Linked DNA regions of Homo sapiens: region 1 is linked to region 2. Evidence: chromatin loops called from intact Hi-C (ENCODE). Cell type or tissue: CD4-positive, alpha-beta T cell. All regions are shown on one strand. Each heading gives the region's core, and the rest is flanking DNA. Links, peaks and the distances in the headings are about the cores only.

Region 1 (5,378 bases), core at 223-5,222, 300 kb before region 2:
AACCAGGATATTCTGTGGATGGGCTGCAAGGTATGTCCTCCATGCTGTGGCTCGTGGGGGCCTTCCCTGTTGCCTCTACACTAGGCTTTGCTGGTATCCAAACTCCAGCTCCTTTCTCTTTCTGCCTTTGTTTTTTTGTTTTTTGTTTTGTTTTTGTTTTTGTTTTTGAGACATAGTCTTGCTCTGTTGCCCAGGCTGGCTGGGGTGCAATGGTGCCATCTCGGCTCACTGCAACCTCCACCTCCCGAGTTCAAGCGATTCTCCTGTCTCAGCCTCCCAAGTAACTGGGATTACAGGCACACGCCACCACGCCCTGCTAATTTTTTGTATTTTCAGTAGAGACAAGGCTTCGCCATGTCGGCCAGGCTGGTCTTAAACTCCTAACCTCAGATGATCCTTCCGCCTTGGCCTCCCAAAGTGCTGGGATTACAGGCGTGAGCCACCGTGTCTGGCCTCCTTTCTGCCTTTGTAAAGTGAGGGTAATGTTTCCTGCCACCTGGGCTGTGGTCAGGAAAATTAAACGAGGTCACCCTTTGCATCTGGCATGGGGCAGGTATTCAGTTAATATGAGTTCATCTTTCTTCCTGGTCCTCCCTGCTTACCTGCCTAGTACTACCCAGAACTTTAGCTCTACTGAATTCATTGCTGGGCTCCAGGCATTCCTGGTACTTCGTGGCAGAAGTGACTTCATTTCTCATCCAGTTAACAAGCATTTTTGGAGGTCTTGGTGTTTTAATCCTTTGGTCAGGTGGCACCTCCTCTCAGGTGCTAGCCTTAATGACTGTGTTTCTTTTTTTCTTTTTTTTTTTTTTCCTTGAGACAGAGTTTTGCTCTTATTGCCCAGGCTGGAGTGCAATGGTGCGATCTTGGCTCACCACAACCTCCGCCTCCCGGGTTCAAGCGATTCTCCTGCCTCAGCCTCCCGAGTAGCTGGGATTACAGGCATGCACCACCACACCTGGCTAATTTTGTATTTTTCAGTAGAGACGGGGTTTCTCCATGTTGGTCAGGCTGGTCTCAAACTCCCGACCTCAGGTGATCCGCCCACCTCAGCCTCCCAAAGTTCTGGGATTACAGGTGTGAACCACCGTGCCTGGCCCAATGACTGTGTTTCTTTTCTTTTCTTCTTTTTTTTGAGACAGAGTCTCACTCTGTCGCCTAGGCTAGAATACAGTGGTATGATCCCGGCTCACTGCAACTTCTGTCTCCCAGGTTCAAGCGATTCTTCTCCCTCAGCCTCCTGATTTAGCTGGGATTACAGGCATGCACCACCATGCCCAGTTAATTTTTTTTTGTATTTTTTAGTAGAAACAAGGTTTTACCATGTTGGCCAGGCTGGTCTTGAACTCTTGATCTCAAGTGATCCACCTGCCTCGGCCTCCCAAAGTGCTGGGATTACAGGCGAGAGCCACTTCGCCCAGCCTCTTTCTGTTTCACAACACCTGGCATTTACATTTTTCACAGCCTTGTTCATACCTTGTGGTGGTTACCTGTTTCCCTACCCCTCTGCTAAGTAGTTTGTGAGCTTATCAAGAGTGGAGACTAAGTCTGATTCATTTCACTGTCCTCACTGCCCAGCCCAGTATCTTACTTAGTAGCTACCTGGTAAGTCTTTCTTGAATGGATAAGTAGGAGCCCCTCTCCTGTTTGATCTCCTTTTCTCCTCTCTTTTTCCCCTCTCTCCAAAGCCAGGAAGTCGCTGTGTTCCCTTCTTTTTAAGAACCTATTCTTGTGTCAGGTTTGGGACTATAGTTGTGGTTGCACCATCCCTGCTGGAGACCCCTGGCTGGGGCAGGCCCATGACTCTGGGAGATGGCTGACCATGTGTGGCCAGGATGGACTTGGGCATAACTGGCTGGAGTGTGTTAATCCACAGGCTTGGGGGCAAGGAGGGACACCTGGACCACTGGAATGTTGTGCACAAACAGGAGTCCTTGTGCTGCGCATGGAAGCTCATTAAGGGCTTCCAGGTGTCTTTGTCATCTCTAGAAATCCAGCCACATTTTCCTGGGGTGTGGGCCCTGATGATGGGACTGGCTGGGTATTCCCTTGTCACCTCTTCCTCCCCTCCTGTCCCGCTACTCACCTGGGACTTTCTGAGGGTCTCTCAGTTGTGCATAATCTCTGTGCTGATCTCCTCCCCTTCTGTGATTGGCGACAACTTCCCCTAGTATATGGTACGTTATTTACAAAGCTTCTTTAGGTCCTGAAACTCCTCACAGCTCTGTCCGGTAGATCAACATATCCCCCATTCTATAGGAAACTGAGAGTGATAACAGACAGCAAGTGTGTGGCAAAGCTGGGGTTGGAACCCAGAGCTCTTGCGTTCCAAACCTTGTGCTTACAACTTTGCCAGAGATGCTTCTCCTCTGGCTTTCTTAGGGGATGGGTTCCACCCCTTGCTTGAGCTGGGGAAAAATGGCCTTACGGATAGGTGGGCCCCTATGTCTGGTCTCTAATACCCCAGATCCTATAAATCCCTGGGCAGGCCTGTGTCCACAAGGAGCAGGCTTGGGATCCTGTAGTTTGCAGCCTTGTTGCTAGGTCAGGCTGGCTGCTTCTGGTAGCCAGCAGAGGGCGTGAGGGGCCCAGGAAAGGTCTGCTGCTTCTGGTTGGTTTTGTTTTGAAATGAAAATTATGTTTTAAGAGGTTATATGGTCATTATTTTTTTAATTAAAAAATAGGCATTTGTACAGGTTCATTTAAGTTGAACCTTCGTGGTGCCAGGTGTGCTTTGGAATTTAGGAAAAAAACAATTTATAAAACTTACCTGGTGTGTATACTTTGTGTTACATAACACCTCCAGCAGGGTCTGAGGCAGCACCTCATAATCAAACACCTGAATGTTTTCTGCATTGAAATATTTGAATATTTACCCCAAGTGGGATAAATAGATTCTTGTCAGTTCTGGTCAGGTTATGATGCCAAATGAATTAGATAAAGACTTTTGGGCCGGGCACAGTGGCTCATGTCTGTAATCCCAGCACTTTGGGAGGCCGAGGTGGGTGGATCACGAGATCAGGAGATCGAGACCATCCTGGCTAACATGGTGAAACCCCGTCTCTACTAAAAATACAAAAAATTAGCCAGGCATGGTGGCAGGCGCCTGTAGTCCCAGCTAGTCGGGAGGCTGAGGCAGGAGAATGGCATGAACCCGGGAGGCAGAGCTTGCAGTGAGCCGAGATAGTGCCACTGCACTCCGGCCTGGGCAAAAGAGTGAGACTGCATCTCAAAAAAAAAAAAAAAAAAAAAAGACTTGATTTTCAAAGCTTTTTGGGTTTAGTGTAACTTTATAAAAGGGAAAGTGCAATAAAATCGCTGATAACACCAGGACTTAGGGATATTTTGCTGTCTAGCCTTCCCAATTTTGTGTACGTGTGTTTGTATACATACATATGTATATATGTGTAGATATCTGTTAAATGTGTTCAGTCACAGATGAGAACATTGTTTGCACACTTTTGCCTTCTAGAGTATATCTCTTTTTTTTTTTTTTGAGACAGAGTTTCGCTCTTGTTGCCCAGGCTGGAACGCAATGGGGTGATCTTAGCTCACCGCAACCTCTTACCTCCTGGGTTCGAACGATTCTCCTGCCTAAGCCTCCCATGTAGCTGGGATTACAGGCATGCACCACCACGCCTGACTACTTTTGTATTTTTATTAGAGACGGGGTTTCTCCATGTTGGTCAGGCTGGTCTCGAACTCCCGACCTCAGGTGATCCACCCACCTTGGCCTCCCAAAGTGCTGGGATTACAGGTGTGAGCCACCATGCCCGGCCTACAGCATATCTTGGAATCCTCTAGCCCTTTGTCAGGTTCAGGATCTAGGCTCTTGCTAGTTACCCCCTCTTCACCACCTTTCCTAGATGAAACTCCTTGAGGTAGAGCCACATTCTCCACCCAGGCACTTGCTGGGTCTGAGTCTCTGGCTGCCTGAGGCAGTGTGGCTCCCTGGGCCAGGCCCTGCAAGGTCAACAGAAGCCATAAGGCATATGGGGCCACTGTTCTCAGGGCACCTAGGACCCTTTTGGAAGTAAGTCTTAGTTTCACTCAGCAACTAATTCCCTAAAAGAGTCTCCTACTTCACATGCATGGAGTGGTCAAACAGGGCTGAGAACTTTACCTTGGCCAGCGTCCTCTCTGTCAATGATCTAGGCCTCTCGGGAGCTTGAGGTCGGGGCCCTGGGGAGGGAGTACAGGTTTTCCCTGTTGCTGACCCCCACCTCTTCCCTCCAGCAGGAGCATTGGTTTGAAAAGGCCCTACGAGACAAGAAGGGCTTCATCATCAAGCAGATGAAGGAGGATGGCGCCTGTCTCTTCCGGGCTGTAGGTGAGTCTCTGCCTTAGTCCTTAAGGGCCTAGGGCTGCCCCTAAGCTGTGTCCCAGTTATCAGGAATAGCCCCTGAGACAGGGTTGAGGCAGAGCTAGCTAATCTTTTAGGGACTCTAGGCTCCAGCCTCAAGTTGGTATCTGACCTCTAGCCGTGGGTCTTGAGACATTGTAGTGGTGCAAGATTAATATGCATAATAACAGCAAGAAGAATGATAAAGAAAATAATATCCTTTGGGACACATTGTCAGGTGCTACAGGAAACCTCTTTGATTCCCCTCTAAGCTAGGTGAGTGTAGGGACTACTGTTGCTTCCATTTGTCAGATGAGAAAAGTGGCTCAGAGATGGTGGGTGACTTGTCTGGAGTGAAATAATAAGTGGTAGAGTTGGGATTCAGTGTCTGGGTTAGATTAGTCTGAGGCCCATGCTCTTAACCATAGCATACTGCTGCCACCCTGGGCTGTATGACCCCTAGGTTTATACCCAGATCCCATCTCTGGTGTGTTGCGGGTCTCTGTTCCTCAATCTGTGTGTATGGGGGCTATCAGACTAGATCTTTACAAATTTCTTATATCATAGAATTTTTTTTCAACTTATATAAAAGTAGAGAGAATGATGAACCCTCATGTACCCATCATCCAGCTTCAAAATAGTCAATACGTGGCCAGCCTTGTTTCATCACTATCCCGCCCACTCTTTCTCACTCCCCTGAAAGAAGAGTATTTTTAAAGCAAAACCCCGACATTGGATCATTTCATTCATAAATATTTCTGTATGTTTCTCTGACAGATACAGACTTACTCTCTTCTTTTTAACATAATCAAAATGCCATTACTGCACCTAACAGAATTAATAATGCCTTAATACCATCTGTTATCCAGTCTGAGTTAGATCTTTGAGGCCATTTTGGCTCTGAATCTGTGACCCAACAAGTAGTTGTGAGGTCCTGTGCTAGGGTGAAGGGGAAGCTGGGAATGTGACCTGATCCTCCCTGTGGTTCTCTGATATCTACCAAGGAAAAGTGCCCTCTGATAGGAGCTTTGAGCTG
Region 2 (5,378 bases), core at 250-5,249:
ATAAATGACTATTATCCAAAATTGCAAAGAGCTCTTAAAACTCAACGGTAAGAAAATGAACAACCTGATTAAAAAATGGGCAAAAGACCTGAATAGACACCTCACCAAAGAAGGTGGACAGATGGCAAATAAGCATATGAAGATGCCCAACATCATATGTCATTAGAGACTTGCAAATTAAAACAACAGTTAGGCTGGGCGCAGTGGCTCATGCCTGTCATCCCAGCACTTTGGGAGACCAAGGCGGGCGGATCACCTGAGGTCAGGAGTTCAAGACCAGCCTGACCAACATGGAGAAACCCCGTCTCTACTAAAAATACAAAATTAGCTGGGCGTGGTGGCACATGCCTGTAATCCCAGCTACTAGGGAGGCTGAGGCAGGAGAATTGCTTGAACCTGGGAGGCGGAAGTTGCGGTGAGTCAAGATCGCGCCATTGCACTCCAGCCTGGGCAACGAGAGTGAAACCCTGTCTCAAAATTAAAAAAATAAAAAATAAAATAAAACAACAGTGAGATGCCACTACACACCTATTAGAATGGTGAAAACAACACACTGACAACACCAAATGCTGTCGAGGATGTGGAGCAACAGAAACTCTCATTCATGAGAATGCAAAATGGCACAGCCACTTTGGAAGACAGTTTGGCGGCTTCTTACAAAACTAAACATACTCTTACTATACCATCCAGTAATTGCATTCCTTGATATTTACCCAAATGACTTGAAAACTTATGTCCCCACGTAAATCTACACACAGGAATGTTTATAGCAGCTTTATTCATAATTGCAAAAACATGGAAGCAACCAAAATGTCCTTTGGTAGGTGAGTGGATAAATAAACTGGTACATCCAGATAGTGGAATATTATGCAGTGAGAAAAAGAACTGAGCTACCAAGCCATAAAAAGACATGGAAGAGGCCAGGCGCGGTGGCTCATGCCTGTAATCCTAGCACTTTGGGAAGCGGAGGCAGGTGGATCACTTGAGGTCAGGAGTTTGAGACCAGCCTGGCCAACATGGTGAAACCCCATCTCTACTAAAAATGAGCTGGGCGTGGTGGCACACGCCTGTAATCCCAGCTACTCAGGAAGCTGAGGCAGGAGAATCACTTGAACCCGGGAGGCGGAGGTTGCAGAGAGCCGAGATCGCGCCACTGCACTCCAGCCTGGGTGACAGAGCGAGACTCTGTCTCAGAAAAAAAAAAAAAAATGGAGGAAACTTAAATGCATATTACTAAGTGATAGGTTTGGCTGTGTCCCCACCCAAATCTCATCTTGAATTATAGCTCCCATAATTCCCACGCGTTGTGGGAGAGACCCAGTGGGAGATAACTGAATCATGGGGGGCAGTTTCCCTCATATTGTTCTCATGGTAGTGAATAAGTCTCACAAAATCTGATGGTTTCATAAGGGGAAAACCCTTTTGCTTGGTCCACATTCTCTTTTATCTGCCACCATGTAAAACATGCCTTTTACCTTCCACCATTATTGTGAGGCCTCCCCAGCCACGTGGAACTGTGACTCCGTTAAACCTCTTTATAAATTACCCAGTCTTGGGTATGTCTTTATAAGCAGCATGAGAACAGACTGATATACTAAGTGAAAGAAGCCAATCTGAAAAGGCTACATACTGTATGATTCCAACTATATGACATTCCGGAAAAGGCAAAACTAAGGAGGCAGTAAAAAGATTAGTGGTTTACAGGAGTTGAGGGGAAGGAGAGATGAATAAGTGGAGCACAGAGGATTTTTAGGGCAGTGAAACTACTCTGCATGATACTGCAATGATGGATATGTGTCCTTGTATCTTTGTCAAAACCCATAAAATATACAACACGAGTGAGTCATAATGTAAACTATGGACTTTGGGTGATGATGATGCGTCAATTGCAGGTTCATCAATTGCAACAACTGTACAGCTCTGGTTAGGGGTGGTGATAGTGACAGAGGTTGTGGGTGTGTAGGGGCAGGAGTTATCTGGGAAATTTCTGCACTTTCTGCTCAATTTTGCCATGAACCTAAAACTGCTCTAAAAAATAAAGTCTTAAAAAAAGATGAAATTTTAAAACAATGATTCCAAAGTCATTTTGGGCATGTTGGCATCCTGAGATTATAAACAAGATTATGATTATAAACGAGGTCATGGTTATGATCAGAGGAAACTATGTGCTTTGTAGCAAACTGTTTCCTTGAAAAATTTCTGAACTGTACATTTGTAAGCATCAAGCTGAATGGATACAGTATGAAAACACTGTCCACCAGCTCTTTCCAAATGTAGAGCAGTTAATGGGTAAAAAGGAAGCCACTACTCTTTGTCTTCATCCATTTCCGAGAGAGAAGAGCAATACTTAAATTGTCTTTGATGCTATTTGTTTGACACCATTAATTCTTGTCATGCAATGTTTTTCTCTTTCATTTCTCAGCATGGGAAAAAAGGTGGAACAAAGAGAACCCCAGGCCTGGCCCTGTGAGTCTTCTTGGCCTTCTGTTAAATCACTGGCTTTCTAATTGGGCGACAGCTGGGGAGGATCCCTGCTGCTCCCCAGGGTTTCCTGAGGCCGCACGCAGCCTTTCCCCCCAACCTTGTAAGGGAGAGGAAATGGCATGGATCTGTCCAAGCTCTCTAACCAGAAACTGCATCTGTTAGCTCATGTCAGAGTGACCTAAAAGTTGCCTCTTGGCAACGCTTGGGCGATAGAAGAGACTCCTGCTGCCACCCTCAGGGTAAAATGAATAACTGAATTAGATACTTGAAATCAGAAGGGAAAACATATCGGGATCTTGTTGACAATTCATCCCTTCTATCCATTCCTTTATTTTATTTTTATTTTTAATCTTTTTATTTATTAATTTTGTACTTGGTTTAGCTCATGATTTCATTATTTTATTTTTTGGGGGACAGGCTTTCATTCTGTCACCCAGGCTGGAGTGCAGTGGCATGATCTCAGCTCACTGCAGCCTCGACCTCCTTGGCTCAGGCAATCCTCCCACCTCAGCCTCCTAAGTAGCTGGGACCACAGGCATGAGCCACCACGCCCAGATAATTTTTTTTATTTTTGGTAGTGACGAGGTCTCCCTATGTTGCCCAGCGTGGTCTTGAACTCCTGGAATCAGGCGATCCTTCCACTTCAGCCTCCCAAGTAGCTGAGACTACAGGTGTGAGCCACCACATGTGGCTAATTTTTGTATTTTTAGTAGAGACGGAATCTCACAATGTTGCCCAGGCTACATCTTGAACCCCTGGGCTCAAGCAATTCGCCTGCCCCGGCCTCCCAAAGTGCTGGGATTACAGGCATGAGCCACCATGCCTGGCCTCTATCAATTCCTTTACTAACAATTGACGTACGTTTGGAATCTTCCCTATAGAAATAGCATGCATTGTAGGCACTTCATCAGCCACCAACTTCTACTGCCTTCACTTGGTTGTAGTTCCCAATGATTCCAAAGACATGAGAGATTGTTTTTCAAAAAATATGTATTAAATACCTGTTGCACATGGCAGCTTGCCAGGTAATGTGTAAGGATAATGAAACCTGCCTGGCCTCTCCTCTCCAGAAATGTATCATTGCAGAGGGGCACAGGGATGAAAAGACATCTATTTGGCCAAACCCAATGTGTATTAGTGTTAAATAAAAACACTCAAAAACATTTTAAAAAGAAGAGCACAGGTGCAAGAAAAAGCAGAGTCAGAATGAACCAATACAGAGGTGGAAAGCTACTTCCCTTTAACATATTCCAGCCACAGACGCATACATTTTGGGAACAGGGTTAAGAAAGGGTAGAAAGCAAAAGAATGGGGCCAGGTGAGGTGGCTCACACCTGTAATCCTAGCACTTTGGGAAAAACAGTGTGAAACCCCGTCTCTACTAAAAATACAAAAATTGGCCGGGCGCAGAGGCTCACATCTGTAATCCCAGCACTTCGGGAGGCCGAGGTGGGTGGATCACCTGAGGTCAGGAGTTCAAGACCAGCCTGGCCAACATGGTAAAACCCCGTCTCTACTAAAAATACAAAAATTAGCCAGGCACGGTGGTGGGTGCCTGTAATCCCAGCTACTTGGGAGGCTGAGGCAGGAGAATTGCTTGAACCTGGGAGGCAGAGGTTGCAGTGAGCCAAGATCGCACCACTGCACTCCAGCCTGGACAACAAAGCAAGACTCGGTCTCAGAAAATAAATAAATAAATAAATAAATATACAAAAATCAGCCAGTCGTGGTGGCACACGCCTGTAATCTCAGCTACTCAGGAGGCTGAGGCAGGAGAATTGCTTGAACCTGGGAGGCAGAGGTTGCAGTGAGCCAAGATCACACCACTGCACTCCAGCCTGGGTGACAGAACCAGACTCCTCAACTCTAAAAAAAATAATATAATAATAATAATAATAATAATAATAAAGAAAGCAAAGAATAGGGCCTCTAGAGAACAAAATTTTGGCAGAAGTGGTTGGGATTAAATCCTATGTGGTTAAACAAAGCCCCATTAGCCAAGGGTCTAAGCTTTTCTACATTGTATTCTTTCTGTCATCATCATCATCACTTTTTTTTTCTTGAGACGGAGTCTCACTCTGTTGCCCAGGCTGGAGTGCAGTGGTGCGATCTCGGCTCACTGCAACCTCTGCCTCCCAGGTTCAAGTGATTCTCCTGCCTCAGCCTTCCAAGTAGCTGGAATTACAGGCACATGCCACCATGCCTGGCTAATTTTTTGTATTTTTAGTAGAGACAGGGTTTCACCATGCTGGCCAGGCTGGTCTTGAACTCCTGACCTCAGGTGATCCACCCACCTCGGCCTCCCAAAGTGCTGGGGTTAGAGGCGCGAGCTACTGTGCCTGGCCTCATCATCACTTTTTAAACTGTTAAAGAACATCTACTTCCGGCAGTTACCACCTGGATAATATGTCCCTTTGGTCACCTCTGGTTCTAATTCCACTGTCCCCAGAATTCTTGTTCTTTTCTCTGTTTCTCTGTGTTTATAGGGCCAAGGGAGAAAGATGACAAGCTGACAAGCCCGGGCCACACAGCAGAAAATATAACAAAGTCAAACAGAGGACATCCACTTTCTTAGAAGTCCCCTTACCTCCCAGCAGCTGAAGATTCCTGCTGCCCACAGAACCCCCAGGCTTACCTCTCCCTCCCCATTTCTTCCTCACTCCATTCCTGAAAGATTGCCTCTGGCTGTCTGCTTCAGGCAATGCCCGGCGCAAGACCCAAGTTAGAATTCTTATCTTTTTTCATTTTGTTCTTTTAGAAGATCCTCCCTTCTGCAAAGGTTGCCACTTTTTTGAGACAATAGGGAGAATATTGGTGACGTCATTATAAATTATTAAGATATGATATTTATATTTTGAAATTGTAAGAAAATTAGGCAGGGCATGGTGGCTCAT

What was found. A loop is a pair of places that touch in the nucleus more often than their neighbours do. Peaks named below come from ENCODE experiments on the same cell type or tissue, not always from the same donor. Only the 100,000 strongest peaks of a DNase experiment are listed, where the experiment ranks them.
Region 1: it touches region 2 in a loop (8-fold over the local background); 19 of 110 quality-filtered maps call a loop at or near these places.

What each region holds. Positions count from the first base shown.
Region 1 is chrX:48,943,142-48,948,519 of GRCh38, reverse strand. OTUD5 (OTU deubiquitinase 5) reads left to right here. Exons shown (of 9, transcript NM_001136157.2): 2 at 4,237-4,330. Among named protein-coding and RNA genes, the nearest start is that of OTUD5, 12 kb to the left of the region's middle. In CD4-positive, alpha-beta T cell, for the core only: CTCF peaks have their summits at 2,383 and 2,582 (motif pointing right); a DNase peak (open chromatin) is centred at 2,569; H3K27ac peaks cover 446 bases.
Region 2 is chrX:48,645,779-48,651,156 of GRCh38, reverse strand. The region is part of intron 1 of LOC124905186 (a long non-coding RNA gene); the gene reads right to left. Among named protein-coding and RNA genes, the nearest start is that of WAS, 35 kb to the left of the region's middle. RefSeq lists an enhancer at 2,091-2,753. In CD4-positive, alpha-beta T cell, for the core only: a CTCF peak has its summit at 2,746; a DNase peak (open chromatin) is centred at 2,696.